Linked DNA regions of Homo sapiens: all the other regions are linked to region 1. A link is a loop called in an ENCODE intact Hi-C map of the cell type or tissue named here. Cell type or tissue: ascending aorta. All regions are shown on one strand. Links, peaks and the distances in the headings refer to the core of each region. The heading gives the core; the rest is flanking DNA. Region 1 overlaps SLC12A1 (solute carrier family 12 member 1). Region 2 has its middle 250 kb from the start of SEMA6D. Region 3 holds the start of SEMA6D (semaphorin 6D). Region 4 overlaps SLC12A1 (solute carrier family 12 member 1). Region 5 has its middle 520 kb from the start of SEMA6D. Region 6 overlaps LOC124900354 (a long non-coding RNA gene).

Region 1 (5,121 bases), core at 565-4,564:
TCTCAAAATACTCAATTTGTTTTGCATGACTAGGCCCATTTCCAAAAGTTGCATAAATATACTGCCTATAGAATGCCATTCTTGCTCTGTTTTTTAAGGACCTCCAAAACACTATGCAGAAACTTTGTTTATTCTTTTTGCAAAGCTTGGGGGGTGGGAAAAGGAAAGGGTTACAGTTTTCCATTTCACAGACGGGAAATCCGAGGCATAGAAAAAGTAAATTACTTGCCTAATGTCACATAAAGCCAGCAGCAGAGCTGTAATTGGTTGTGACCCCCCAGTGCAATGCAGCTTGTCTTCTCCTTTCAAAAGTCAGGGGTAAGCAACTTCTGTCTCAGCTTTAATACCATCAGTCTAATTTCTCAGATTTTCTATAGCTGCTGATCTTGAGAACCTTTGAAGCTTTGGGGAAATCACATGGGTGATTTGACCTTAAATCTCATGCCACTCGCAAAAGATTAATTGCTAAGACCTGGAAAGGGGCCAGACAATTCTGTGTAGCTGAATAGCAGCATCGTCTAGGGATGTGACTGTCCTGACAGATTTAGTTAGTACATAATTGATAAATCTAGAGTTTGTATAGCTTCGCTTCACAGATAGATAACGCAATGGGCTCCAAGGGTTGACATTTACAGAAGCTCTCCCAGTGTTTTGTAACACTGAATCTAGGTTTTCTATCCTCTTCCTCTGAGCATTGCTCATTTTCTAAGGCTCTGTTCTCAGCAGGCAATAAGATGAGGGCATCTGACAAGAGTGCCACCTCACCCAGTATAAGCAAGAAGCAAGAAGCCTCCTAAGTGTAGCACTGTCATATGACTGCTTTGAAAGTCTTATTTACCCTGATTCAGTGCAGGGTGAGGTCAAAGAGAGATCCAGCACATTACATAGCAGCTAGGAAATTTTCGTCACAATCGGAATCCAAAAAAGATAAAAGGCAGCCAGATACAACATCAAAGCTTGGATAGTGTGTCTCAACCTTGGGCAGGAAATTTTGCACTGCTTGACTCCTGTTCCAGACTAAAACATGTCACAAGACCCCTTTTAGCAATTTGAACTCTGACAGGCACCCAGAAACCTCAGCTTTTATTTCTTTGACTTTGGTCACCCACTCCACAAAGTTATTTTGCTTATTGAAAGGAATTGGTGGTGGATATTTTCCATTGTAATTTGTATCCAGAGCCTATAGAGTTTATTGTAAGATTTTGTTATCTTTTCTTAATTCTTGCTGTCTAGTTTTATGTTTCAATTCATGAAGCATTGTTGTGTGGCTGATATATACTCAGTGTACTTCTGTAATTTTGTCACTTCCAGTTGTAAAACATCTGACCCACTAGCTTAGGTCAGTAAATCAGTGGCTTACAGTGTGAAAGATTTTCTGTTTGTTTGTTTTTGCATGGTAGTGAATAAGGGTGGCATTAAATAGCCTCTCTTGCCCTCACAAATAAAAATGCTGTAACTTCATGTATCATAACTTAACACATAGAGCTGTTTTTCTAAGCTAGTTGTGACAACTTTCTGAATACAATTTACTAAGATACATTACTTTTTCTCTTTTCTTTTGGAGACACGATCTCACTCTATTGCCCAGGCTGCAGTGCAGTGGCATGATCATGGCTCACTGCAGCCTCTACCTCCCAGGCTCAGGTGATCCTCTCACCTCGGCCTCCCAAGTAGCTGGCACTACACACCACACCCAGCTGATTTTTGTATCGTTCATAGAGATGGAGTTTCACCATGTTGCCAAGTCTGGTTTCAAACTCCTGGGCTCAAACGATACACCCATCTTGGCTTCCCAAAGTGCTGAGATTACAGGCATGAGCTACCTCACCCAACCAAAATATATTACTTGTATTAGAAGATAATATATAAAAATCATTTAGAAAAAATTACTATGTATAAACAATTATTTTATCACATACATACCATTTTAAATATTAAAAGTTTATAAGATTGTTTCTAGAAACTTTGTAGTTCTGAGTTAAGTAGGTGATTTTGTCTTCTTTCATCAGAGGAATTAGAGAGATTAGAACAGGAGAGACTAGCATTGGAAGCGACTATCAAAGATAATGAGTGTGAAGAGGAAAGTGGAGGCATCCGAGGCTTGTTTAAAAAAGCTGGCAAGTTGAACATTACTAAGACAACGCCTAAAAAAGGTAAGAACTTTTTAAAATTTGCAAAAAAGTTTACAAGATGAGTCACTATTTGAGCATCTATGAAGAGTCCGAAGTCAGCATCTAAGATGTTGGGAGCATTGAGTGTGGGTAGGAACTGAAAGGTTTCTCTCCAGAAGGTAGTATGGATAAACGGTAGCAGCTATTGTCATTTATCAACCTCATTAAGTACTTTGTACCATCTTACTGTCAAAAATTATTTTTTAAATGTAATATTTGGTTTGGAAGTCAAATAGTGCTTAAGCAGATTGCATGCCATAAAACAGAAGTTTCTCAGTTAAGATGGAAAGGGGATAGAAATTTAAGAGCCAATACCCAAACTGTCTTATCCACAGACACCCTTACCTTTCAGACATTTCAGGGAACTGAAATACGACTAGTACATGCAAATACGGTATCCAGCTGGAACGCTGATTTCAACAAAAGCATCTTTATCACAAACCAGAATGCACGACTTAGAACTTTATTGGTACTCACTACCTGTAGATTTCATCTAAATGCTACACTTATATGTGGACTTATGGTATGCAGTCCTGGGACAAAGGATCAGAGGTTGGGAGAGCTTGTTACACATTTTATAAACAGATGATTCAAACGTTTGGTTTTTTGAAAATTACTTCCCGAAACGCTATGGGTTTGAGTTTAATGAGGTCCACAGTGACCTCTGCTGGTCAAAAATCAGAATGTTACCAGGCATTTGTTTATGCACGAATGTCCTGTAGTTACTGAAGTCATACACTGGTGTGAGGCCAGGAAAAGATGGTTTCTCTGGGAGGGTCTCCAAGTCAAACAGCAGGATCCAAGTGGAGACTTAGCAAGCTTCTGGTCTAGGTTGACCGGCGCCAACCCTTTAAAGAGGCCCTTCGACAAGGCCATCTCCTACCCTGTAAATCGTTTGTCTGTTTGCTTTCCTACTATAGCCCAAGGACGAAATTTCACCTGTAATATAATAGTTTTATATATCCACAGAGAATGATGGGAAATCCAGATATTGCCCCACTTCAAATACTCTGGCTACTGTCGAGCTCCTGGGATACCCCATGGGCCGTGGCCTACTCCTTACAGTCCACCTTAAAATGACATAAATGATGTGTTTGAATTCAACTTGAAGCTACATCAGGACTTTTAGGGTGAAAATATTTAAATAAGACTGTTCTGGATGCTAACTATTATCTTCTTTTCTTTCTAATTATTTGGTTTAACTGTGAAAAAAGTTAACAATCCATTAAATCTGCTCTATTAAGTGGTACAGTCTGGAAAATAATGGGAAATTCCAAAGTCATAGCCCAATAATGTGCTCCAACTAGAGAGAGGGAAGCATTAATGTCCTTATTATGACAGCGGGACTTGTTATTTATTCTGGAAGCTTATTTCTGCGTCACAATACTTGTTTTGGCAAAAATATACTCTTCCAAAAGTCAACATGTCAAATTGTTCAGAAAAGAAAAGTAATAATGTTATATACTGTTTTAATACCTAGAAGTTTAAACACAGCTCTAAAGTGGGCCCATTCACTACTCTGGGCTTCCATTGCTTGTCAACTCTTTTGAGTTCTAGACGAGAACCAATCCTGCCTCCAGGTACCTGAGTGTGAACAGGAGGCCTCTGGCTGCTTTGACTTGTCTGTAAGTGAGGGCAGAGCTTGGTCCATTTTGTAAATAAATTTTTCTCCCTCAGCGGTCCCAGGGATGTAAAAACAATATCAGATCATTGCTTCAGAACTGACAGACTCTAAACATGGAAACAACAAAAGATAAAACAAAGCATCTTCAGAACCTCTTAGATCAGAGAGGAAGCTCTGAAGAGGCTGTCAGCCCTCCTCTAAGCACCAGGCTGACACCACCACTTTGAAACACAGCAATAAAGTCATGACTTTCAAAGACACAGATATGAGAAATGCTACGTACGCTGTGGCAAATAAACCCCTCTTGGCAAACAGGAACAGGTCCAGTTCCAACACTGGCCGAGTTCCCTGGTACACTTTCACTGTATCCATGTTAGGGTAGAAATCACATTTAAAAAAATTGTAACTATTTTATATACACCCTTAATTATAACTCAAGTAAAGATGTTTTGTATTTCCATATTTTCTAAGGTTTTTTTTTTTTCATCTAATTCACAAAGATTCAAATAGCTCAAATGGCTTTACTTTAGCTTCGCAAGATTCCTTGAAAAGAAAGCAGAAGAGTAAGCCAGGCCAACTAAGAGACTAAATAGTCATAGAGTTCAAGATGCACACAGTCCCTGGCAAATTTTATAAACCAGACCTGAATGGAACTTAAACCAAAATAGTGCTTCATGAATCAATTCCCTAATGAACGGATATTTCTGATTCTATAGCTTATTTCTAGAAAACCACTTACCACATGTTAAGTAAATACAAAAATATTAATATCATTAAGGTGATTTATATCTGAGATTTTGGGAAATGTGGATATTCTGGCTAGTAGCATTGTTGCATGCCTAAATAATAACTCCACTCTGAGACAGATTACTAAAGGTCTGAAAAAATCCATTGTCTTTTAATAAAAACTATTATTATAAAGCTGTTTTACTTATTGACTGTCAATATTTTATTTAACTATTGAAGGTGTTCTCAATTATTCTGGGATTGGACTTTTATCTCTGCCTTTTGAAGAATACCGCTATTTATTTTAGGTATAATAAACATGAATCTGTGACCTTTTCTCTATTTTCATCACTAGATTGATTGGAAAGTTATTTTGTTTCTGCCCTCAAAAGCAAACAGATGCATCAATTCCTCTTTCGTTTCAGATGGCAGCATTAACACAAGCCAGTCGATGCATGTGGGAGAGTTCAACCAGAAACTGGTGGAAGCCAGCACTCAATTTAAAAAGAAACAAGAAAAAGGCACAATTGATGTTTGGTGGTTGTTTGATGATGGAGGTAAAAACTTTCAGAAAATACACTAGGGACAAGAATTTCAATT
Region 2 (5,121 bases), core at 718-4,717, 810 kb before region 1:
AAGGTGTGTGTGTGTGTGTGTGTGTGTGTATGTGCACGCATGTGCGTGTGTGTGTGTGTGTGTGTGTTTAGTGGGGGGAGGACTTCAAAATTGTCTTCAGTTTTTTTCATTTTCCTTTTCTTTTTGAGAAATGTTAAGAAATCAGGACACTTCAACCTGTTCAGTTATATATGCAGTAAGTATTCCCAGAGTACTGTTAGATTAACAACTCCAGATATTAGAATTACAATAATAGGCAAGCCCTGTTTCATGCCCATCAGTAGCTCAGACATTTAAACATCCTCCAGATTCTCCAGAAAGTGTTTATTTGCTCATCTATTGTAAAAGTATTTATCAAATACCTATCATATGCCATGTACTTTGCTGGATATTGGAGATAAAATTAACAAAGACATCCTTGACTCTGTCTTCATTTAGCTTCCAATCTCCCAGGTATGCTTACCTCCCTTCTTCATGAAAATTCTATTTCCCAAACTCAGTCACTTATTACTACTTTTAAGATCTTTTGTATGTTGATATATTAAAAGTGTTATTATTTACTTAAGATTTACTTTACTCCCACTTAAGTTGAAAACCATTTTATAAGGAAATACTTTATTTCTCCTCTCAGAAAAGTGTGCACATGATTATAAACTCCACGAGACTTTGTATACTAATCACAACTTGCTCCTCACAGTGTCCTGCAGATGGTAAATAGAAGACATATAAATACAAATGCAATGAAAAAAAAAACCCTATTAATAAATTCTAGTTGAATCTTGTCTACCAATACCCAAATTAGTTAAAAGAGAGATTAGTACAGTTTAGAGACATACTTTAACCAAAATAAGACTTTTCCCATGAACTAATTGTAATTATTGGAAAGGAAATAACTTTGCTACGGTGTGCCTTGGTGTTACTTTATTCCATGTCCTTGTTCCACCTAATGGTCTTGCTTACCTACAATAACCATGCCATATGTTTTGTCAGGCCCTGGTCAGCACTGTTGGATTACTTATTAAGTTTTGCATGGAGAAATCTTTTTGATTGAAGGCCTAGAATTGCTTATATCAACTGGAATTATGAACCTAATTCCAATTTATTTTCTCTTTTTTTAGTAGTCTGTAGGTGACACATTTTCACAGCATTTGTAGCTATCCCAATATATTTTTGTTCTTTTTTTTTCTATTTACTGTAGAATGCGTAATCCTGGATCTCTTGTTCGCAAATCGACAGCCTGAAGCCCTCTGGAAGCCCAAGACTGCTGGAGGTAAGGCATGAACTTTTTTGCAATTATGTCTCTTCTGCATGGAATGATACTGCTGTTTGATTTAAGTTTGAACTTGGAAGATTCATTCCTTTAGGGAAATATTTAACCTAATCTTGATTTTTGCCTCAAATTGGCATTAGACGAGCTTGACTAAGTGGTCAGGTTGGGTTAGCTTTACAGATTGGATTCTTGATTTAATACAGCTCAAACTACAAGTATTATTATTATTATCTAAACCCTCTTTGCCAATTTAGAAAAAAATATAATAGGAGGAGAATAAAGATAAATAATAAAAGCACTGCCCAAGCACACCGTTTGAATCATAACCTGGGTCAGTGAGTTGCATGCCATACACTGACAGTCCTTTGTGGGGTGTTCCCAAATTTTATTCAATGTAAAGTGTGTTCTTTTCATAACCAAATGTGTACACTGTAATGGCCTTGTCTGTTAAGCAGCCACACAGGAAGGCAAGTTGCATGATGCCTATAGATGGAAATACTCCAAATTATGATCAAGTGATGGGAGAAGCAGCAGCCAAGTGCCAGAGAGAGTCTGTGAGTGGACATGTGGCTGCTGTTCCTCATGAATGTTGGTGGGAGCAGGGCCAGGGCAGTCGACAATTCTACGCACACAGTGACACGGCATTGGGTGACTGAGTGGACTTCATTGTGACTTTGCTTTTATAGACTCTGAGACACTGACGCACTGTCCTAGTCATTGTGTTGAAATCATTGCTGACTCTTAGTGATGTTTTCAGTTTGTTCATCTCCATAAATATATCTTCAAGATTCTGGTATGTTTCAAACTCCCACTTTCCCCCCCAGAAATGGGTCTTTCTGATTCAGGATTCACCTTCTGTCATAAGTCATACTTTCTTAATTGTTACTTTTTGAAATCAAGTTATGATATACACCTTGCTTAAACATTCAACTCCTTCAGTAATTTTCTTGATATTTTCAGCCTTTAAGTCCTACACAATCTGTCGTAAAGACTGCTGCTCTGGCAGACATGAGCCTTTATGATTTCTGTCTCCTGTGAGGGTCTGCACCTACTGAAAGGTTGATTCTCTGAGAAAGGCTGAATTACCATGAGATGGCAGTAGAGAGCAGCCTGGCAGATAAGCCCATATTCCTTGGTATTTGAGCCAGACTAGGGGCTGGGCCTAGTGGGAGGAGCTAGATTACAAGGTAGTCTGCTTTTGATTTTTAAGTGTCTTCCTGGGAAGAGAGCGAGGCATGTCTATGAAAGAAAATGCCGGTAGTAACATCTGAGGTTAACAAATGTGTGTCAGGAGAATGGAAGACAATTCCTGAAATATACCAACCTCCGGTGATCAGAGTTCTACCTGGCTGTGCTCTTTCTCTCTCTCTCTCTCTCTCTCTCTCTCACACACACACACACACACACACACACACACACACACACACACGAAAAAGAGAAAGAGAGAGAGGGAAGGGGGAAGGGGATGGAGGGAGAGAAAAGAGAATAGATAGAGGACACAAATACTTTATCCTTGGAAAGCAAGGTTAAGTGAGATCAGCAAAACGCAAGAAGGCAATTGTGACTGATAGGAGCCACGCAGGACAGCTGAAGTTTGAGACCATATTACCTTGGCTTTGCCATTTCGATTCTCAAAGGGGCCAAAGTGCTGCCGGATTAGACACTAGCATGGGCTCTAAATCCTGTGTATTTTAATAGCCCCTATTGTACAGAGAAATAAGAAAAAGTTAAAGATGGATGGCATTTTTAAAACGGTTGCCCAGAATGTGCCATGTCTTGCTTAAGTCACTTATTGCACTACTGGCAGTATTAGAATTAGAACCAAGTCCACATGCCCTAATTATCGGTAGGCCATGCTTTCCAAATCACAAGAGCAGGAGCAATTTATTTTTCTCTCAAACAGAAAAGATATTAAAAGGGAATTCAAAATGACCCTAGAACTCTATTGGAGGAATGTGGATGCCTCCATGTAGTAGAAGGAACATGGGGCTTTGTGGCCAAAGAGAACTGGTATCAAATCTTGCCTCCATCTCTTATAATCTATGTGGCATTAATCTTGTGGTTTGTGTATCTTAATTTCTTCTGAGCTTTAGAAGAAATCAATAACATATTAAAAATATCAAAAATATCAATAAAAATACCAATAACATTGATATAAAAAGTAGAATTGAGGATTAAATGAGATACACATATATAAAGGAGAGATAGGTGAAGACTGAATCCTGAAATTGTTCAATGTGGAAAATATTGATTTGATTTTTGGAACTGGATTCTGAAGTCTAAGGTAGGAGGTAGAATCACTTTTTTTGGGTTGAAGATGCTTTTGTTCTGTCAAGGACTACTTGCCTGGTTGCTTATAGTTATGCAGATAATAGAGCAAATGACACCCATTTTTCTGGAGAAAGACAGTGCCAATGTTTTGTGTAGTACCTGCCATTTGAAACTGTAACTGTGATAAGTTAGACAGCACTCTGCTCTCCAAAGAGTCATGGGAACTTCCTGGAAAAGAGACATTCAGACTCTACGTCTTCTCTAGGGTCAGTCTGAGGAAAAGAAAATGCTTTGCTAATCCTTTGGACAGCCGTGAGACTGGGGACATAGATGAGAGGAGGAGGCAGACAGGCCTCCCTGGAAAGGAGTGGCAGCCTCACCCTCACTTCACAGCTGGCAGTACCCACTGCACTCTGGGCCCTTCCCCTCAGCCACTGCAGAGGCAGCTTTGGTTCCAGTCCAAAACCGGGGCTAGAGAAGATTTAGGATTTGTGGAGCCAGTGGACCCTTGATAATACCAGGCCAAATCAGAGAGTCGGTACCTCTTGAGAGAGGGTCTGTGGCTGGGCCAGGGGAGTTCCTGAGCCAAGAGACACCAAGGCCAACTTTGGAAGTCATCTACATCACCTGTCAAAGCCAGTAATTATGCTGAAGTCCCCTGACTCACATTACACACTCTGAAAGAAAGAGAGTCACTAGCTGGCTCTCCATCAAGTCCTCAGGAAGTCTATATGTAAAATAGAGATTTGGTACCAGCATTATGCCTCTTCATAAAGTATGAACTTAAATTTTTCATGCGTTAGAGAATTGGGGTTAATGCTTAAAAAGAAAGCTTCTCATAAAATAAAACTAATGAAATATGGCTCTGAACGGATTTCAGAGACACGTCTTCCAGACTGCCTGGGGTCCCCTGGAAGGAAAAGGTTTGCTCTGATTATCAGCAAACTCTGAAAAACTGTGACTACACTGCTCGAAACTCATCATTTTCTTTCTTTTTCTTTGACCCAGAAACTCCTTCTTTCCCCTTGGACTCTTAAAACATCTATTAGTGACTATATTGTGATGGTGGCTTTGTAATCTCGCAATTCTGGCTCTTACATGGGGCAAGAAAAAAAAAATTGTTGGCAAGCTCATCGGGTTCTGGAAAGGCTGTGCCTTTCCCAGCTGGCCAGGGGAGCCGGAAGCCTGGGAAGGCTGTCCACAGGCTTTCTGGCAATGGTATAGGAAGAAAAAAGGAGAAGGAGGCTTAATTCCTAGCTGGCTGGACCTTGGAAGGTGGCCTCTTTTCCCTTTGGCTCATGAAGCTGAATAGAAGGCCAAGAATTCTAGCTGAGTTCCTGTCAGCTTGTCGCCTTGCTTTTGGACTCATGGAGTGAACTGAGTTGAGAAGAAGCTGAGGGCTGCCTGAGGCAGGCTTACCACTGAGCCATGAGGAAGACAGACCCTCCCTGTCACAATTGGAGTCAGAATATCTTAGCCAGAGGCCTCTCTCCTTTCAATTTAGAGAAGTAGATTGAAGAGTAAATGGCCTAATTAATTGTAGAATGTTTGCTCAATATTTGTTTTTTTTCTATTATACCATGAAATTACCATAAACAAAA
Region 3 (5,121 bases), core at 577-4,576, 570 kb before region 1:
ATGACCTCACTATTATTAACTACTATTACAACTAAGTAAGGGGTAGAATTCAACTCCTACTTGCTTACTACTCTGTGACATTAGGCAATTCACTTAAACTCTCTAAGCTTCAGTTTTCTCATCTATAAAAATGATAATAATAATAATAGTACTTACCTTGTAGCATTGTTGCAAGTTAATATTTGTAAAATGCTTAGAACAGAGTTTGGGTGCATATTAAGTACTGATGTTTTGTTTAATAACAGTTAAGAAGTTGTACTTTCTGATGACTGATGAACTTTTATTAACAATTACACACACAGATTTTCTGTAATTTTCAGATGACCGTTATGCTTCAAACTGGACTGTAAACAAAATGACTACTTTCCACTGATGGGAAATGTATGTAGATAATGTTTAAGCATAATCACTAACCATGTAAAGCATTGAGCCCTTTACAATTTCTTCTGGTGAAAACACTCAATTATCTCCATTCATCCATACCTTCCTTCTTTTACTCATTTAACAAACATTCTCATGCCAGTACTTTGCTGAGTCCTGGGGACGCAGGATGAATAAATGGAGAAGGATCCAATCTAGAGCTGACTGTATTCTCTGGTTTAGCACATAAGGGAGTGTGAGAAAGTCGTAGGTTCCATTGTTAGATCTGTTTAACAAGTATTTATTGGGCGTCCATTAAATGCCAGGCACTGTGGTGGGCACTGGGACTGTCTAGGTAAATAGAGATTGCTGCTGTTAAGGAGTGTCGAGTGGGGAAGACATGCTAAATCGGTAATTTGCCTTCAATTTACTTAATTACGTAAGTGAACTGGTTAGGGGAGCACAGAAGAAAAGCACTTATGCCCATGGTAGGGGCTAGTGGGATGAGGCAAGTTTTGACATTTAAACAAATTGTTGGCTAGAAGTCAGGAAAAGCAGAAATTAAACTACATACCAATATGGGGATGGAGTACCCAGAAAGCAGAGACACCATGAAACAGTGTGGCACAGTGGTGAACCGCAAGTTTCTGGGTAATGCTAGCATCTAAAGCATAAGGTAGGGAGAGGGGGGAGTTAGACTGGAGAAGTAGCAAAGTTAAAAGGTTAAAAGTGTGTAAAATCAACTGATGAGACCAAATGCTAATAAACCACAACAATGGTAGCTGCATAAAGAGTTAGCAGTTTTCCTTAGACTTCTTTCCACTAAAATCCAAATAAAAGGAGCGTTGTTTTCCTATCAAGATTCTTGGAACCAGGGAAATGATAAATGCTTAAAAGTAATATTTTGGTCTTGACCAAAAGGTAAAGGATACCATTCGTACCATGCCACAGTGAAGAGCCTACTTCCTACCTCTCATCCCCAGCAAGCCAAATATAGGGATCGACTCCGAAGTCTTCACTGATAATGTAGACTGAAAACACGGCTAATCCATGGCTTGAAACGACCTACCAGCATATCCTTCTGCAATCTAAAAGTTTATTTTTTCCTGGATTTAGGAACTCAGTCTAGGGCAAATTGCACTCTTCAGGTGGCACTCTGGAAAGCTGACGATTGTGGAATTTTAGCAAGGAATTTAGGAATCTCCAGAATTTAATTTTTTTTCCCTCTTTGCTGCTACTGCAGATGCAGGACAACTCAAGAGCTTTCTGTCTCCAGGTGGGTGGCGATTTGACTCCTCATCAAGCCAATGGCCACCCCCTTGCAATCTTTATGCAATGCACAGTATCCTCTGCCTGCAACGGGGGCTTGCTCCCTTGATGGAGAAAATACAGAATAACTGGACGCCAGGAAACAGGCACAGCTTTCTGGGTCAGAAGTTGGCTGGGGAAGGGCCCTGACTGCCAAGTAACTTGCAATGATGTCAGAGCCCAGCACAACCAGAAAACACCAACTAGCCGGCCAACAAAAGACCTAATAACAACAGGAAAAAAATCACAGAGCTGTGTTGCCAAAGCTGTTCTTTCCGCCCCCTACTCTTTTCTTCTAATTGGAAGAACAGCAGGAAAGAGTCTATATTTTAAAAGACTCCTCATCCTTCTCTCCCCTTCTTTCCTTGGGTTACACAGTGTTAACTAGGGAGGAAATAGTTCTCCGGATGAGTCCTGCAGCAGTTGCTTGGGGTGTCTTTTTTGAGTTCCTTTTCAAGGCTGTCCTTGGAAGTTTCAGAAACAACGAGGACCAGGGTATTTTTCCTAAATGTAAACATGTAACTGTGTTTGGGAGAAAGCAGGAACCATTGAGGAAAGGAAGTCCTTTCTGCGCCCCTCTCTTCTCTCTTTCACGGTAATTAACCATACTCAAATGAAAATTAAGTTTGGCGGAAAAAGCTCTCTTCTTTTTCTTTAAACAGGGGCATCATGGTTCATTCTAGCCATTTAGAGCCCTCAGTGATCCATAATTCAACTGGAAATTAATAAAACACAGCCCGTTCTTGGAAATGAAGTTTGAATTAAAATCCTCTTGTTTTGGAATATGTGACTTTTTTTTTCCTTTCATTTGTGACAGTCAATTTTAAATGATGTCACTTCAAGGACATTTTCATTTCTCCCACAACATATTACATGAAACACTTGCCTGTAAAACCGGGTCATTAGCCTGCAAAATTATACTGTACAGAATGGCTTTCATTCAAAGTAGAAATGGGATTTTTAGTAGGCAATTTCTGTATTTTATAAAGATAAAGCAATGTTTGATTGCTTTCTTCCCAGCTGTTTTGCTTAGTGGTTATAAAGAGAAATGGGGGGCGGGGGGGTAATGTGGGGGCGGGTTTGTAAAGATGTGCTTAAAAAATAAATCTTACACTGGAAAACTAAGGCAGAACTTCACGGAACAACTGCGCCCGCAGCTCTCCTGGGCTGCAGTGATTTGTCCTCTGGGTTCTGGAGGAAAGCTCTGAAAGAAGTGAGCGAGAGGGAAAGAGGGAGGGAATCGAAAAGGTTGCTTCGCAGGCTGCAGCACCCACTGCGAGCTGGATGACTGAGGCACTGGGAGTTGCTAGAAGGAGCAGCTACTCAGAGGTGGGGAGAGGGAGGGTGCGCAGCAGAGCGCCGGAGAGGAGGGACGCGGAGGCCACCGAGGGGTCAGCAGGGCCGCGGCGCCAGGGTGGGGGCCTCCAGGCGGCGCTGGCCACGGTTCACCCGCGAGGGCGAGCGCGCCCGGCCGGCCGCGCCTCCTGCCGTCCGTGCCCGGGGGTGGGACCCGCGCCGGGAGCTGCCGAGTGCGTGGAGGGAGCCAGGCTCCGGCTCGCCTGATGGATTGACTTGGAGATGGATCGAATTACACCATTTGCCGTGCATCGGTTTGTTTTGCTCCTGCTCTGTCCCGCTGCTGCTGCTGCTGCTGCAAGGGGTGGTGGCGAGTTTCAGGATTCTATCAAGGAAGCCAAGACCTAAGGAGACAGAGGGATATCTATTTTTACAATATTTTTCTTTATTTTCTTTCTTCCTTGCGCGTGGCAAGCTTTTTTTTTTCTTTTTCTTTTTTCTTACCAGCCTCCCCCCAATGAGGTAAGACCGTTTTCAACAATTTGCTAATGCTCTTGTGGCGCCCGGTGGGGGTCGGAACCTGAGATCCCGAATCGCTGTGTGTGTGTGTGTGTGTGTGTGTGTGCGCGCGGTGGGGGTCGGAACCTGAGATCCCGAATCGCTGTGTGTGTGTGTGTGTGTGTGTGTGTGTGTGTGTGTGTGTGTGTGTTGCCACTGGACAGTTGATTTATTTTCCAAGCTGCTCTCTCTGCCTGCCGTGCAAGGGACGCGCAAAGGGCTAGAGAGGTTTGGCGGACGCGTCAAAACTGGCAAAGCTGGCGGCTTAGGGGGAGGGGCAAGTGGACTTGGAGGCCCTCCTCCACTGTGCACCCCCTTGGAAAAAAAGCGGAGGGGGCATCAAGTAAAAGTTTCTTGCCAGGCAGAGCCAGCTCGGCGTCCCCCGCACATAGCTGGGGTTAGCAGGGGTTGCTTCTCTGCCGGGCACAGCGTCTCCAGGAGCCAGCCGGGGAGAGCTGAGCCAAGGCCGAAGGAGCCGCCTGCGGGCTTAGCCGCCCCCTCCCGCCCGTTGGCCCCAGAGCGGACGCTGGGACGCCCGGGGTCTGGCAGCTCTGCGCCCGGCTAGGAGCGGGCGGGCGAGCATTAGCCTGCGTCCTGGAGAAGGGGCGCAGCGCCGCAGTTGAGGCCGGAGCAGCCCCTCGCGGGCGTAGGATACCTGTCAGTGAGCGCCCGGATTGCACGGCCCCCGGGTAGTGCCTGCCGGCGAGGGGCGGGAGCTCGGGTGACTTGGCCATCCCCATCCCCGGCCCAGGCCCGGAGGGCGGCCGCTTCCCACCGTCCCTCTCCCCTTACTGGCAGAGCGCGCTGCGGGCGGACTCCCGGGCCCGGAGCAGCCCACCGGCCACCCCACCGCCCACCCGGCTCCCGGTGTCTCCTCCCGGCCGCTCTACCCAGCAACTTTCCGTGCTTTGTTCCCCGACTGGAAATGCTTTACGGAAGCGTCTTGGACAGGGTCTCCGCCAGGCGACAAGAGCTCGGTGCTGAGATGTGTTACGTTCTCATCTCCCCATCAATTATGGATGGAAACAAATAAGGAAGAGTCAATTTTGCTGAGCCCCTTCTCCGGCAACGAGAGGCGTTCTGCAGCCGGGAGGGAGCCGCCGCTCGCGCCGGCAGCCGCTGGCAGGGGCATGGTGAGGAGGAAGGTAGGGAAACTTTTATTTCCCGTCTTGACAGCGGCGGTGTTTGTCCCTGGTCTGCAGAAACTGATACAGTAGCCTCCTTCCTTGGGTAATTTAGGAGGGCTTGAAGCTTCTTCTGTCATGTGTAATTCTTGGATTGAAATGAAAGGTCATAAAGGACTTGGAAGTGTGCACGAGAATTGGGTTTGAAAAATTTGTGCTCCATCCACTCTTGGGACCATTGCTGTCAGGTGATTGTTTAAATCCTGAACTTGTTAAAAGGCGAAATGTCAGGGAGCTGGCGGGGGTGGGGGTGTGGAGGGGGATTGAAGTCCCGGTATGAATCGCAGCGTTTGAGGAACTTAGGGCAGTACTCCCTGTTCTGGGGTGACCATTCGGTAACTGATGTTCCAGCATCCCGAGCCCTCAGCGCCGTCAGCTGGATGATCTCACAGGGAAGGCGCAGCACATCGTTACT
Region 4 (5,121 bases), core at 366-4,365, 63 kb before region 1:
GAGCCAAGATTGTGCCACTGCACTCCAGCCTGAGTGACACAGCAAGACTCTGCCTCAAAAAAAAAAAAAAAAAAAAAGGTAGATAGATAGATAGATAGATAGATAGATAGATAGATAGATAGATAGATAGATAAAATGAAGTACAGGGAGTTTCACCAAAAGAAGCACAGATCCTCTACTTAGCTCAGGAAGTTTCTCTTTTTGGTCGTAACATGACTTCCAAAGACCCTTATTTACTCTGGCTGTCCCTTCCTTGTAGCCCTTCTCTCTTTTGTTTCTCTTATGTGCTAAACTTATCCAAATCTGACTTTTCACCAGAAGAAATATTCTCACTAGTGGAAGAACATCTCAGGTTCCCTTCACCCAGCCCTAAAAAACACTTTAAAATGACTCACAAAATGAACCTTTCAGCTTCCAGGGCAAAAAATATAAGTTTCATTAAAATTCTCAGAATATATTTAGTTTGGGGGTTTTTTGGTATTTTAAGTTTTATTTCAATTGTTTTGATTTGCTTTGAAAAGTTTCATGGAACCCTTTGTTCATTGACCAACTACTGTGTTTTTGCTATCTATAAAATGCAGAATGTGGCAGTCACCCCAAGTTCAGCTGACAGAGTTGCTAACGGTGATGGGATACCTGGAGATGAACAAGCTGAAAATAAGGAAGATGATCAAGCTGGTGTTGTGAAGTTTGGATGGGTGAAAGGTGTGCTGGTGAGAAAGCTCTTCTGTTTACAAATGAAAACTATCCATTCAATGTTCTAGTGGATTAAGAGTGAACAAGGCCTGGGCACAGCTTTATGAAGAGCCCCGGGTTTTGTCCCACTATCGTTTGTCCTGTCTCCTTTCAATACCGCTTCTATCCACAGGTAAGATGCATGCTGAACATCTGGGGAGTCATGCTCTTCATTCGCCTCTCCTGGATTGTTGGAGAAGCTGGAATTGGTAAGCATTTTTCCCCTCCTAAATAATTTTGCATGTAAATCATAAATTCAATAAGCAATCTTTTTTCACCATTAATACTGAATGTGAGATGAAGGTCACAGAAATAATTTACAGTTGGGCTCCTTTTACTTTGCTTCTTTGACGATGTTTGTCAGAAAGCAAAGGTGAAGAGTTAACTCCTATGAAACTGGAATTTTCCAGCTTGCCAAACAGGTGAATGCTCAAGGAGATCTCTCTCTTTTGATAGAGTTTTAGGTACACAGACATATAATAGCATGTTAATTTTAGATAATAATATTTGTATTGGGGGACATATTGACATTTGCCTCTCATTTGTTACAGAGTATCCTTCTTGGCATGATTGGTAAAACTTCACTGAACAAAAATAACTTGTGAGAAAACTGGTGAAAATGTGACCTGACTAATAAAAATGCTGAATTGTTGAACTTTTTCCAAAGAAAATAATTGTGTTACTTTCGGGTACCAGCAGTAAGAAAACAAAGGTTAATCAAATATTGCCAGATACAAGCTTTAAGTGAAAGATGAAATGACTAAGATAATATGTGCATTACTGTTATTTTTTTCTAAATGAAAAATGGATAATAATGACATTATTTTGAGTGGTTGTTTAATGTTTTAAATATTACATTCTATTTTAAATATTATTTCTTCTAGCAAATCTTTTTTGTTGAAAGTATATTAGTAAAGTTTTTATGAAAAATCTAATTGAATTGTATTAAAGTTCCCCATTTAATGAGATAAAAATTAATAATGTTCTATTCCATATATGGGAAATACATTATGAATTCACTTTCCGGAGAAGACTTAGTCTCAGGAATATGGAAGTTCTATTGTGCTTTCAGATAGCACTCCAGAAGGTATCTCAATTCACATTTTAAAAGGTAGTTGGTCATTATTTATTGGCTTTGCTCTTCAAAACACATTCAGCATCACCGGAAGACTAACTCAAAAAAGAAAGGGCTAAGCTGTAAATTGAAAAAATGGAGCCAGTTCCCATAGTTTTTCCATGTTTCATGTTTGGCAACTGCTGGGTTCCTGACAGAGGGCTGCTTGCCGGTTTTATGATGCATAACAAATGAATGCTCACAGCCGCAGGGTCCAAAATAAGTATATGCCGTTCCATGGAAAATCTGCATCTTAATATTGCCAAGGTTTTGCTCCAGGGTTTCATGCAAAATTAGGTTTTTAAGGGTAGTTTTAGTAACTTATTGAGATCATCAAGAAACATTACTTTGTTTGGAGGTGTGAGAGTAGCCAAGGGCAAGAGTAATTCTTTTTAACGCAACTTATTTAACATCCATACGTTTGGGCAATAATCTGAACTTTAATCAGATCTTACATTACTCTTCACAGTCAACCCAGTATTGAGTTTCTTGCAAAACTGTAGAGAATGAAGAATCCTATCTTCTGCTAAACAGTTTATTATGCTATCATATTAAAATATTAAAATAAAATTAATATTATTTTAATAAAGATCTTTATATTGAAGTAGTTAAATTATATATTAGAAGAGAGTAAAATTCTACCTAGTAAGTGTTCAATGGATTTTCCTTTGAATGGAGGTTTGTGTTTTTCTTTTCGTTTCTTTTCTTTTTTTAATTCTCGGAAGACAGACTTTAGTGAGTACTAGAAACTTATTGTCAACCTTACTCAGTTTTACTGGCCTTTGCTATGAACCTAAAACTTAATGAGTTAAGTCACCATCTGGGTCCCATTTGGGTTTTCCTTATTGGGGAAGAAAAGAAACAAACACATCTATTTGTTCTTGCTTTGGGGGTAGATTGAGGAAGAAATCTGAATACATTTTCAAGCCCAGACCCTGGGAATAGAGCCAGAAGGAATCTGGAGCCAGGAGTAACAGTAGCTACAGCCCTTGGGTAACCATTCTGGGCTACGAGTTTTGGCTGTCTTGTTCCCAAAAGCAAAGGGCTGAATGAGCTGCTAATGCTGTCTAGTTGTTCTTCTCTATCTTGGAGACCTTGCTGGGGCAAGATGGTTTCCAATAAATTTAACCATCAAGCAAGGAAGTTAGGTGTGAAAGCCGGTATGACCTGAAGCAAGTCACTTACATTCGGTGTTTCCCTTTCTTTTCTAAATATTAAGGAGCAGGTTAATTCCTACCCAATGAATTCTTTGAAGATAAAGCTAAAGTACCTTTCTGAACAGGCAGACACAAGTTGAAATAGGCTGAGGGTAGCTTAGTTGTCTTACTGAGGGATGCATAAGAATTATCTGGGAAGTTAGGTTAGGAAACTGCAGAATCCTGGGATTTACTTTTAAAGATCCAAATTCAGTAGGTCTGAGCATTTTTAATAAGCACCCCAGGCATTTCCTGAAGCAGGTGGTTCAAGAACCACAATTTCAGAAAACAATGAACTGAATGTTCTCCAAGCTGCCTTCTACCCTGGGATTTTATGTTTGATTATGAGAGAGAAGCAAATCCCTTGCTGTTCAAAAGTATAAAACTTTGTTCCAAGATTTCAAATGGTTTGGAGAAATATATACAATGCAAAAGGATGAATTAAGAATTGTTGAAAAAACTAGAGTCAAAAGGAAAATAACAGTGAGGAAATAATAAGGTTGGAGTAGGTTTAGTGTTATGAAATGCAAATTATATGGTCCTGTAGAGTTTCTGGGGTATGCTAAACATTTTCTATCAAGCTTCTTCAAAACAAAGTCAGGAGCAAAACAAGTGCAGAATAAATCACCTTTAGTGGCACAAGGACCTGAAGCCACATAGTGATACAGAGGCACTGCTCACCACAGTATCCCTGCAATAGATATGAAGAATTTGGTCCAACTATTTTTTACAACCCCAAGCTTTTAAGAGTCTACAGGGTCTAAAGCAATATGGTCCAAGTTTGCAGCCTGTGCTTAGTTAGCTTCTTCCCACTCCACCTTAACCTGCAAAAAAGCCTAGAGGCTGCTGTTAGAGACAGGGTATGGCCAAGAGCTTCAAAAGAACCAGCCTTTAATACCTTGACTCATTCCCACTGCTGCCCTTAACCTCCTTCCACTTTCCCTTCTCCTTGAGCATGGCCAGAGAGATCACAGCCTCTCGTGGCTGACTACCCTTCTAACCATACTTGGAACGAGAGAGCCTGCCAACAACTATGGAGCATTCACTTTACATAGGGGAGCTTACCAAACAGCCCAGACCAGAGCATTCTGGATGGAGCCAGGGTGAGTTCAGTGGCTGTGACTCCACAGCCCTCTCCCTGAATTCTGGGTCGGCCTCCATTAGAGAGGGTATTGTAGGAGAGGAAAAACAGTTATCTTCTACCCATCTTAGGTTCATTGGCTGGGGGCCTATAAATTAGATTGACAAAAGTCAGATCAATAAGAGAAAAACAGAATTTATTAACATGTACATGGTACATACACATGGGACCACTCAGTGATGAGTGACTTAAAGGGTTGCTTAGAACATGGGCTTATATATCATCTTAACAACAGAACAATTAAATCGTAGAGAGGTGATAAGACAAAGGAAAAGGACTTTTCATTCATAGGGTGGCAAATGCTGCCAAGGTAAATATATAAGGAAAGGAATGGAAGATAAGAGCTTGTCAGCAAAGCTTGTTGTGTAGATGCCTGTGGTGCCTTTGTCAGGCTGATAAGCATCCAAAATTGTCTCTGGTAATCAGAGACATCACTTTCTGGTAGAGAGGGGAGGGAGGACAAATTTATGTCCCGTTTTTAGGTAAATAGGAAGGGATCGAGAGCTTTTCTTGTATCTACTTTTTTTCGGTTGTCTCAGCTCCAAATAATCCTTATGCCAGAGTGATATATTCTGATACCCTTTTGTAGACTCCTGGCTATGTGTTTCTTGAAGCTGAAAGCAGTCACGGCTTCGTTGAATTCTGGCCTCTACCACTTTCTCCCTCTCTTTATAATCATCAACCTTCTGAACCATAAAATCCTTGGGGCAGCTTTTTAAATTTCATTTTATTTGTGTCTTGTGTTTCTTACATTACCTGCCACATAGCTGGATATATAGTAGGTTTTTAAAAAGCAGTAAGTATTATAACTACTGTGAATATGATCAAAAAGCAATATCATTGAGTGTGTACTGTGTTCCATGTGCTATGCTAGCCATTTTACACATGCATTCTTTCTAATTTCATTGCTATTTTTGGCTCAGTTATTTATTTAT
Region 5 (5,121 bases), core at 552-4,551, 1.1 Mb before region 1:
TGGGTGGATGGATGGATGGGTGGATGGGTGGATGGGTGGATGGATGATAGGTTTGGTTGGCTGGCTGAGATTCTTACTATTAAGATCATGGAATTGTATTTCTGAGAGAAGCTAACTTAATATTTACAAGGTCAAATATATATGTCATATATGTGTCACTAAGGAGATACAGAAGGTTAAGTTATTAACACTCCTTATCATTTACTTCTGGTACCTAATGTCTTAAAAATGCTTGTCAAAACACCGGTGCATTTTGAAAGAGTTAGAGAGTTTGAGAGGGAGAGTGGGGAGGTAAGTGGACTGGGGGACTCTAGACTTGAAGATACTTCAGGCCAGGACAGACCTATGGGAAATTGCGTGTGGGGGCTAGGGAGTGGGCAGGGTTGAGGTGGAAGTATTAAGGTGTTGGTAGTCCAGGCATTCAAGAGGAAGTATCAGATCAGCATTTCACAAAGAACCAGGTCAAAAATACTACATAAAGTAACTTCTTCTTAGCTTTAGAGAATGTTCAGTAGGGCCTTGCACACATAGTACCAAAATATGTGAATGAAATATTTGTCTAGGAAATTACAGTTACCTGATGTCATGACATAAAAACAAAACTGTTTTCTTTCTTTGACTCAGCCAGTTTTTAAAATGGTAGTCAGTCAACTGGAGTATGTACATATGTGAGTGTATCTATCTTTACAGACAAACTTTTTGTTCCACCTAGGAAGATACTTCATATGGAAGATGTTTTCATGTACTGCTTTTTATCATAAAAGTATAAAGGCCTGGAAAGTTTTGTGTTGAATGATGTTCTCTTTGTCTTACCAGGAGGTGTCACTACAGCTCACTCAAACTTAACTAGTGCATTCTATAGGGATCAACCGGTGTCAGCACTTACCAGAATAGCATTACCTGCCTACTAAGTTTTCCACCAAGTTACGTAAAGGAAATTTGATGAAAAAAAGAATCATTTCCAGATGCCTATTTCTCCTCCATACAAATATTCTTATCATTAATTACCTGAAACTTAAAAACTTGTTTAATATTCTAGAAACAAATGGCATTTTTACTTTCCCTTGAGTGTTAAGTGGGGACAGTGGAGAAAAAAAGAGCAGAATAAAAAGAGGAAAGATGGACACAGAGAAACATGAAAAGAAGGGTGAAACAGAAGTGTTTCCAGTGACAATGTGCTGTGTGAAGACCCCAGAGCACATTGCTTTCTCACCTGTCTTACTTGGGCTGCATCATCCGTTCCCTGCCCTTTATCTCTGCCCAGATAAGTCTAACTTTCTCTGCCAGAGCTGGGATAATTAGAACAAAAATGATTATCTGGTGTTGAGCTAATATACTATCACAGCTCTTTGACATATATAATTTTCTATCTCCCCTGATAACATTATAAGATAGGTATTAATACAAAAATTTTCCAGGGGAAGAAAATGAAAATCAGAAAGTTTGCATGATTTGTGGTTATAATTGTGTATTTTACCATGGTCTTACCAGATGTCAAAACCACACTCTTGTTCTTTTCATGATGCCTCTAAAGGATCACTCTCACGGGAGACTTTCCTAATGTCCTTTAACCCCTGACCCTGACCAATTTAGGTATCTCTTCTCGGGGTTCCACTGCATCTTGTGCTCGCCGTGTTTGAACATTTATCATGAATGAGCACAGCCTTCTATTCTCTTGTCTACCTCTTCATCCAGAGTCTGAGCACTTTGAGGGTGGACACGATGTCTTGTTGAAAGAACAGAATGTGAGACCCCCATTAACTGGATGGGTGAGTAAGAGGAAAGGCTCACCTACAGATGGGGATTCAACGTGGGTGAGCGTGTGGATGAAGGACAGCAGAGAAAGCAAGGCCCCCCAGGCCACCTGCCTTCACCCACCACCACTGGCCTCAGGTGCTCCACAGCAAGTTATCAATGAAGGGGAAAGTTTCAGATTTTTTTTTTTTTGGAGACGTGAGAACAGGGTTAACCACCCAAGAAGCAGGTGATATTCATCCAGCATAGCCCACACGTTGTAGGTCCACTAGGACTGGAGGGAAGTAACTGGCATCTGAGGAGCTATGTGTTCTGCTGTCCTCCAGGTGGCAGCATGGCCCAGCTGTTGGAGACAAGCTCAGTTCTTGGACATCCCTAATGCTGCCAGACTCAGAACTGTTCTCAAGGCGTTTAGTGCCCTGGGAATGATTAATGGCTCTGCCCGTTCACTGCACCCGGAGGGTAATTGAGCCTGCAGTATTTTGGAGGCTGCAGAGAGGCTTTCTGAGCCACTGTCTGATAGAAGGGGCTGCAACATTTTGGATATTATATCCCTTGGGAGACCTCCTGGAGGACATTTGTGTGCCAAAAGAGATCTTTGGTAGAACTCTTTAAAGAGGAAAAAAGACAGCCCCCCTAAAATATGGGGAAATTGAGCAGTTTTAACGTTTTTTCAGAAATTTGGTTTGCTGTATGTTCCATATTCTTTTTTCCTTCTTTGGTTCTGAAATAATATTCCTTTCCACCTGACTTAAAGCAAATCCTTTGGAAGGTAGCTTATGTTAATTGACTGAGTATTTTGAAAGCATGCAGGCAGAGCTATGTAAAATGTCTTAATTTAAATCAGCGCTAAGCCCTTTCATATTGTAAGCTGAGGTATTTAAAAGTAAGATGATTGGAAATTTCTAAAGTTGCACACGATTCAAGAGAATGCGAAACATGTTAGAAAGAGCTACTGGCACGAGGCTACAGCATCCATTTATTCTCAATATACACATAATATCAATTATAGAAGACAACCAACAAAAGATCTTAAGCTTGTCAGGTTGGGTTTGTGTGGCTGCTTCTGTTCATTAGAATTTTGAGTAACTGGGAAAACTACCAGATTCTTAATGGTTTCTTGAACAGGATATACTAGGAGATCTTAGCACTGTTAAGAAAAAAAATCACATATAAATTCAAAAAACCTTTGCTCATCTATGTGGCCAAATGGGGAATCTAACCCTCCCCCTTTCTGTAGTTTGGATTTAAGTACCTGTGGTGGTGGTTTTTTAGCTTCTTCTGTGGATTCATTAATATCACTTTGGTACTTTCAAGAACAGTTGTTCTTCCCTAACCTGTGAGATTTTACTCTCCATTATAGAAGAGTCTCTCCTCCTAGCCTGTGATGATTTGATGCTGTACCCTGTATACGAGGTTATCTTCCAGATGTTTAGAGAGCCAAACTTAACTGGTTCTCTGTGTGCCAACACTTTTAAGTTTTCACAGGCAGTGAGTTTAAGGTCTTTAAATCATTGGAATAGAGTAGAAAATCAGAAGAACAATTAGGATGGCCCCTCAAATTCTGTTTTTAAATTAGGTTACAGATGTGCATAGACTGCTCTTCTATCTTGCCTTGCTTTGTTAAATTTATCTCAAAGATTGAACTTGCAAGTGTCTTTTTTTTTTTTTGTAATGAAGACCTAAGCTAAAGATTGAAAGAAAGGAGTGGAGAGGGGGAATTAATTGAAATAAATCCACAATAGTTCATTCATAGCCTCTAATTTAACTACCACAACAAAATTAGTGGGAAAAAAAAATCCTAGCATTAAGTCTTGTTTGATGATTCTTGACTCACTGAAGGGCTTTTCTCAGCCTACCAGTTTCTTTGGCTGTTTTGGATAATTTATCAGAAATGTCTTGAAATGACCTCTTGATATGGAGATCTGTATTCCCATGCCGTCATTAATTATTGCACTGTTTAATATATACACACTATGGAGTACTCTAAGTATTATTGTTTATATTTCTTATTTTTTTTACTAATTTTTCAAAATACAAATTTCTTTCTGTGTCATATTTGTAAACTAATAATAATTTTTGGATATATTTAAATCATTTCCTTGGGGAGTCAAAAGGCTTACTGTCCTAGAAAAGGACAGAGTTGGTATTACCTGACACATGTAACATAATGCCCTCCAACTTCATCTGAGTTGTTGCAAATTACAGATTTTCCTTATTTTTTTGTGGCTGAATGGTACTCCATTGTGTATATACCTCATGATCTCACTCACACGTGGAATGTAAAAAATTGATCTCATAGATGTGGAGAGTAGGATGGTGGTTACCAGGGGTTGGTGCAGAGGGTGGGAAGATCTTGGTCAAAGGATATAAAATTTCAGTTAGACAGGAGGAATAGGTTCAAGAAATCCATTGTACAAATGGTGACGATAGTTAATATACTGAATTCTTGAAAATTGCTGTGGGCGGATTTTGTGTTCTCACTACAAAATATGACAACTCTGTGAGGTAATGCATATGTTGATTGGCTTGATTATACCATTCAAAGTATGTATTTTTCAGGATTTGATATTGTGCAATATAAATATATACAATTTTATCTGTCAATTAAAAAAATAAGATATGGATCCCATTGTGTCTAGGATCATGTTGATTCCTAAAGACAGAGCTCTAAGGAAGTGGATTAGGTGAAAACAATAACAGCTTGGCCTCCTCCTCTGCTTAGAAGGGCTCCTGTGTTGTGTAACTCCCAAGTGAATCTTTCACACCAAGGGTGGTCCAAGCAGGGACCTGGATTCACACTTGCAATTGGATGAGATTTTTTTTTCTCTTTTCTTTGGGGAGGATAACGGTTAATTAGTAAGCAAGAGAACCAGGATTCAAATTTAACTTTTTCTAAACCCAAAGCCCAAAATTTTCATTCTGCTTCCTTGACACCAATATTTTTGACAAACTGTTTGTAGCAAAGGATCACAAAATTATACAGTGACAGGAGGGAGGACACGTATACGTCAATATGTTTTTGTGCTTCTCTGAAACACCTAAGGGAAGAGATTTCAATGGGTACAGTTTGGAGTCCTTTCCTGGGAAGGAACTTCCCTTAAAAAGCATCATTCTGAGGACTAAACAGGAAAAAGATGTGGAAGAGAAAAACATTGACAACTACTTTACACTTTTCCCCTATTGGTTTTGCCTTTGTGCCTCAGCATCAGCAGTAAGTAATTGGGCTTTAAGATCATTAAAAGTTTCTGTATGTAAGTCCACTTGTTTGTTTGTTTATCTGTTTTTATCTCATTATTTCTAGTCTTTCCACAAAATATTTCAGGAAGCAAATGTGTTAGGATAGTTAAATAGACCTATTGGCTA
Region 6 (5,121 bases), core at 440-4,439, 300 kb before region 1:
TTAATTCCCACCTCAAATTAACTAGGATCTAACTAGGTGGAGTCATGTCCACGGGTCTTGGGTCTCTCCCTGAGTTACTGTTGGGATCTGCTCTCCGTCTCTGTCTAGTCTGAATGCCTATCTACCAAGTTCTGTGGGCTGCCTCATGCTGTTCACTGCTTCCTTATAGTCTCTACCTGGAATTTTTAGGGAAAATTAATCTCCTTAGTTCCCAAGCAATCAGGCATATCATCAACATCTCTGCTTGCATGCAAAATAAGGCAGCAATGGGTTTTTCTTTTAAAGATTTTTTTCAATACTATTACATCAATTCTTTTCACACCTGTAAATGCATTGACCACAGTGAGAGGGCTTATCAGGCTCTGTCAGTCATTGTTAGTAATTCCCTAAGTTGGATGATCAAGCCTTACCCACATTATGAAACCTTCCCAACACCTTTGGCATGGAGCTGAACAGCCCTTCTCTAAAAGACCACATCCTGTCAACCCCGGTTTTCTCTCGCTTCACCCCTCGTATCACAGGAAACACAAAGACATGTTACTGGGGATTATCAAGGATATATGTTCCCGGGGATCATAAGAGATTTTCCAGCACATTCCAAGATATACATGTCTTCAGTCCCATTGTCTGCCCTGTACATATGACATAATGAAAGAGTTGACCACTCTTACTAATTGACACCAAATATATGCAGAAACAAATTTCTCACATTAAAAAATCAGACATGTTCAAAAAGTTCATTTTTAGGTCAATTGATGATATTTGAAACTCATTCTTCTCTAAAAACAGTGTTTGTAATGCTGATGCTGACCACAGGCTTGACCCCAATACCCCATCTAACCCACAAAGTATCAGAAATAGCATATGATTGCAGTGAAAATACATGGAACACAACATTTTTTACTCTGCTTTGTTACAATACTGGTAATAAAATATGACACACAACAGTAAGAAAGAAATAAGAAAAGTAAGAAAATAAATTATTTTTAATTTTCTTGTATTCTGATGCTTGAGGAAAGGTAAATTCATCTAGGAGAGACAAAAATGTAGATGAAAATTTGTGAATACCTTAAAGGGAAGTTGAGGTAACTTTCAAGGATTTCTAGAAGCTGATGAGAATGACATTTTAGAAGCAGTAGTAGAAGAAGAATCATCACTATTCACAGTTTTGCTTCAACATTTCTGTCTTTCTTTTCCTTGGTACAAACCTATCACTTGTAGAACTCAAGCCATGTGTTGGGCTCACAAAATGAAATAATAGACAGAAGGGGAAGGTTGAAATTGAGAAAAGAGGGGCTTTCCTAAGTAAGCAAAAGAAAGTACCTTGCATAGCATTAATTGATTTAAAATCCATGTTTAGCATGCACTATCTGTCCAGTTCTATGCTGGGTCTTACGGATATAAAGAAGAATCGAACAGTTGCTACCATCATAACACCGACCTATTGCAGTAGGTGGTGAAACAAAGTGAGGCAGGGGCTGGGAGTCAGAACAGACAAGCACACCTGCAAATTACACTATAATGTGCTGAAAGCTGTCTTAAAGGATGAGGAAGGTGCTGTTTGTGGAAATCTGGAAATGCTCCCCTAAAATGACATTTAATTCTCAAAAATGAATAGAAATTTTTCAGAAGGAACAAAATGTACAAAGGCATAAGCATACAATCATTTTGGAAATGATGTGAGGTTCAGAGTAAATGCAGGGAAGGAGGGTAAGACATGGCAGATGAGGCTGAATAAATAAGAGGAAAATGCATCCTGCAGACTTTAATGCCCAAGGAGAGTTTAAACTCAATTCTATTGGAAACTCGGAGACAACCAATTCAATTTGAATGTTAGAACAATGAAGGAAGATTAACTGAGATGCAATTAATTGATCTTTGCATGGCTTAAAAGAGAGAATACAACATCAGGAAATCATGGTTGCCTCTGTGGAGACAGAAAGGAGGTCAAAAGTCATTAGATCAGAGTGTTCTCTGCTAAGGCAGCAGCTGAAAAGAGGGGGTGGCAATTAAAGGAAAAGTGAAGTTAGGGAAAGGAACTGGCCCTGGGGTCTTTAGGAATAGGGGAGACAGTGCTGGATGTTTGCAAGTGCATGTCTCATACTCATACAATATGATTTCATTTTAGGATTAAAAGTGGAGTTAATTTTGTATCTTTATGTCAATTACTACTGACAAAATGGAACTCATGTACCAGCAGGTCGTCTGCAAGTCGTGGGTCATATGGAAATGAGGAATTCATGTTTAATAATTGACAGTAGCTGATGAACAATCACTTACTTGTTTGTCCCACCCTTTGGCATTTCTGCAACATGGTTCCTAGAGTCATACTCTTCTCTTTTCCTTCCTCTTTGCCCCGGTATTTCACGCATGAAAGGGTGTTTTGGCAGCTAGAGATCTCTTCAGTGAAGAATGTTCTCTTATAGTAAATTCATAGCATTTCAGCATTTCAATACTTCTCTGTATCTCTGATTTCTGGCTTTCCAGAGATGTTAAGTCTAAAACCCCATGCAGAGGATAAAAATGTAATAAGTTAAACAAGAAAATAAGAAAAAATTTTAAAACCTCACATGTTAATTCAGAACAATAGTTCTCAGAATGCAAACTCCAGTTATCTGATTCAGCTGTCCCTGGAGGGGCTTTCTTGGGCAAGGAGTAGATGGCCCAGCATCTAACACTGTATGCATTGCAGGCTTCTCAGCTACTCAGGAAATGAAACCAGGCATATAGCTGTGTATAGAGAAGGAAGGCACTGCCACCTACAGGTTGTAAGATTATGGACCTAACACATTCACATTTAATTTGTAAAAGAAATTATTTTACTAATGTAATGTTGTCATAGCCTTAAAAGCCTCAAAGATAGTTGGTCTATCCTCCTACCTTTGGGCAGACCTGTTTCTAAATATGCAAGAACTTTCGTTGAGATGAGAGAAGTTCAGCTCTCAGACAATTAAAATCTAACCAAAGTCAGACTTGCCCTGCAGGAATTGAGGATTAAGCTAGGCTTTGCACAAGGTAAGCGGTGAAGGGGTGGTTGGCAATTGCCTTCTAATGCAGTCTTTAAACTCTGAGATCTCTCTGGGCCTCAGTTACTCTTTTGTAAACTGACGTAATGGCCTAGATCTGTGGTTCTCAAAGTGTGGTCCCTAGACCAACATCAGCAGCAGCATCCAGGACTGGTCCTGCTGATGATTTACCTGGCCTTGCCCTGGGCCCCAGACCTATTGAATTGGAAACTCTGTAGGTGGGCCCCAGCAATGTGATGTCACAAGTTCTCCAGGTGACTGTGCTATACATAAAAGTGTGAGAATACCTGTGTTAGATGATTTAGAAATATCCCATGTGCAATTCCACACCACTGCAGGTGTTACCTGCAGTTTAACCATCTGTCTGTGGAGGAGCTGTCTGCCCAGGAAGATTGACCTGGGGGTGGTGGTGCAGGGGAGAGCAACTGAGGAAAAGTTAGAGCTGAGAAGCCGAGGTTCACCTGTCTAGTGAATGAAAATTCAGCCTCTGATGGACAGTCCTGATGGTCAACTGAATGTCTAAAGACCATTGGTCCAAGAGATTTCTCACCCTATTTCACCAACATATAAGAGCAATGGACTCTCACTCTGCTTTGCCATCCACTGTCTGAACGAATGCATTTCCCCTGGCTGCACCCCAACTACCAAATAACAAGGCTTAGGTTTCCCCTCTTCTTCCACAAAGACTTTTGTGAATGGCAATAAGTCCATATTTTTCCTTCCTTCCTTCCTTTCTTTCTCTTTCTTTCTTTTTTTCTTTCTCTCTCTCTTTCTTCCTTCCTTCCTTTCTTTCTTTCTTTTCTTTTTTCCTGAGACAGGGTCTAGCTCTGTTGCCCAGGCTGGTGTGCAGTGACACAATCTCGGCTCACTGCAGTCACCACCTCCCAGGCTCAAGCAATCTTCCCACCTCAGCCACCCAAGTAGTTAGGACTACAGGGATACACCACCATGCCTGGCTAATTTATTGTTTTTTTGTTTTGTTTTGTTTTGTTTTGTTTTGCAGATACGAGGTTTCACCATGTTGCCCAGGCTCGTCTCAAACTCCTGAGCTCAAGCAATCCTCCCACCTCACCCTCCCAAAGTGCTGGGATTACAGGCATGAGCCACTATGCCTGGCCCATATTTTTCTCTTTCTATCTGAATCCCCTTCTCCCCAACGTCCATAGCAGAAAATTGAGTACTTAATGACATATCATATTGGAGTATTTTCAAATTGTTCCCATGATTATCTCATCTCACTCACCAGAGCTCACTGAGGATTTTTGCTTATGTGGCTCATATACTCACCCCCATGTTTCTGGCAAGTTTCCAGAGCGACTCCGGCACAAATTGGTGTTTAACAAATTATTGATGATTGACTTTTATATAGTTATCTGAAACTACAAATGTGAATACATTTTAAGCCACCACAATTTTTCTCCTCTTTTCCCCATTATGATCCTAAAGGATTCTGTAAAACAGTCATATTGACTTAAAGAGGGCTAAAACCCACAAAAAAACAGCGAACTTGAAAAAGGTGAAGTGGTGAGGAATTCTAAGAATTATATTAGACCCACCTAGGTAGATCAGTGGAACAGTCACTCTTCAAATTTCCTCTGTTATGGGTCATGTATTTGAGCAGTTAAAAAAAATAAAATTTAAACCACACCGACCAAAAATTTGAATCATCCTTTTAAAGAAAACTTAATAAAAGTTATGTGCAGATGTAGCTAGTACTAGAAAATAAACCAAAATGTCAGCAGTCTTTTTTAGTATTGTGACTATGAGATTGTTGATGAGTAATTATTGAAAACCTCCCTGAATTTGTTCTGGACTTCCTTTCAATAGGAAGGAGAAAACTTAAAACAGACTGAGGTGTCTGTCCCTTGGTTGCTAAAGCTGCTCTAGAAGGGTGCTCTGTAGAGAGCCCTGTCTGTTATGAAGAAGAAGAGTCAGGGGTCTGACACTACCCCAAGCCCTTTTCTTTTACATAGGAAATGTGAACATACAAATGTGTTTGTACAGCGTCTCCACACCCAGTAGTGCCACCAGACACTGAGGTCAGAAACTACAACTCATGTTTGCCTCCCAGCTGCTAGCCAGCTCGCACATAGCG

Evidence for each region. Peaks named below come from ENCODE experiments on the same cell type or tissue, not always from the same donor. Only the 100,000 strongest peaks of a DNase experiment are listed, where the experiment ranks them.
Region 2: a loop joins it to region 1, with 3 times the contacts of the local background. A loop is called at or near these places in 6 of 110 quality-filtered maps.
Region 3: a loop joins it to region 1, with 6 times the contacts of the local background. A loop is called at or near these places in 8 of 110 quality-filtered maps.
Region 4: a loop joins it to region 1, with 4 times the contacts of the local background. A loop is called at or near these places in 2 of 110 quality-filtered maps.
Region 5: a loop joins it to region 1, with 7 times the contacts of the local background. A loop is called at or near these places in 61 of 110 quality-filtered maps.
Region 6: it touches region 1 in a loop (3-fold over the local background); 11 of 110 quality-filtered maps call a loop at or near these places.

The regions. Positions count from the first base shown.
Region 1 is chr15:48,283,097-48,288,217 of GRCh38, forward strand. It overlaps SLC12A1 (solute carrier family 12 member 1), which reads left to right. Exons shown (of 27, transcript NM_000338.3): 21 at 2,010-2,153; 22 at 4,947-5,078. Among named protein-coding and RNA genes, the nearest start is that of DUT, 46 kb to the right of the region's middle. In ascending aorta, for the core only: a CTCF peak has its summit at 2,851 (motif pointing left); a DNase peak (open chromatin) is centred at 2,885; H3K4me3 peaks cover 737 bases; H3K27ac peaks cover 4,000 bases.
Region 2 is chr15:47,469,297-47,474,417 of GRCh38, forward strand. It overlaps a transcript of SEMA6D not described here. Among named protein-coding and RNA genes, the nearest start is that of SEMA6D, 250 kb to the right of the region's middle. In ascending aorta, for the core only: a CTCF peak has its summit at 2,322 (motif pointing right); a DNase peak (open chromatin) is centred at 2,385; H3K4me3 peaks cover 438 bases; H3K27ac peaks cover 1,144 bases.
Region 3 is chr15:47,714,207-47,719,327 of GRCh38, forward strand. SEMA6D (semaphorin 6D) reads left to right here and starts at 3,299. Exons shown (of 19, transcript NM_001358351.3): 1 at 3,299-3,486. RefSeq lists a silencer at 3,126-3,420. In ascending aorta, for the core only: CTCF peaks have their summits at 3,059 (motif pointing right) and 3,266; DNase peaks (open chromatin) are centred at 1,825, 3,095, 3,965 and 4,305; H3K4me3 peaks cover 3,117 bases; H3K27ac peaks cover 3,097 bases.
Region 4 is chr15:48,220,053-48,225,173 of GRCh38, forward strand. It overlaps SLC12A1 (solute carrier family 12 member 1), which reads left to right. Exons shown (of 27, transcript NM_000338.3): 3 at 582-713; 4 at 869-944. Among named protein-coding and RNA genes, the nearest start is that of SLC12A1, 16 kb to the left of the region's middle. In ascending aorta, for the core only: no CTCF peak of the experiment used is centred there; DNase peaks (open chromatin) are centred at 2,009, 2,799 and 4,042; H3K4me3 peaks cover 986 bases; H3K27ac peaks cover 4,000 bases.
Region 5 is chr15:47,194,092-47,199,212 of GRCh38, forward strand. It overlaps a transcript of SEMA6D not described here. Among named protein-coding and RNA genes, the nearest start is that of SEMA6D, 520 kb to the right of the region's middle. In ascending aorta, for the core only: CTCF peaks have their summits at 847 (motif pointing right) and 2,061 (motif pointing right); a DNase peak (open chromatin) is centred at 2,110.
Region 6 is chr15:47,985,357-47,990,477 of GRCh38, forward strand. The region is part of intron 1 of LOC124900354 (a long non-coding RNA gene); the gene reads left to right. It overlaps LOC102724553 (a long non-coding RNA gene), which reads right to left. Exons shown (of 3, transcript XR_001751520.2): 2 at 2,281-2,498. Among named protein-coding and RNA genes, the nearest start is that of SLC24A5, 130 kb to the right of the region's middle. RefSeq lists an enhancer at 2,796-2,845. In ascending aorta, for the core only: a CTCF peak has its summit at 2,756 (motif pointing left); a DNase peak (open chromatin) is centred at 2,718.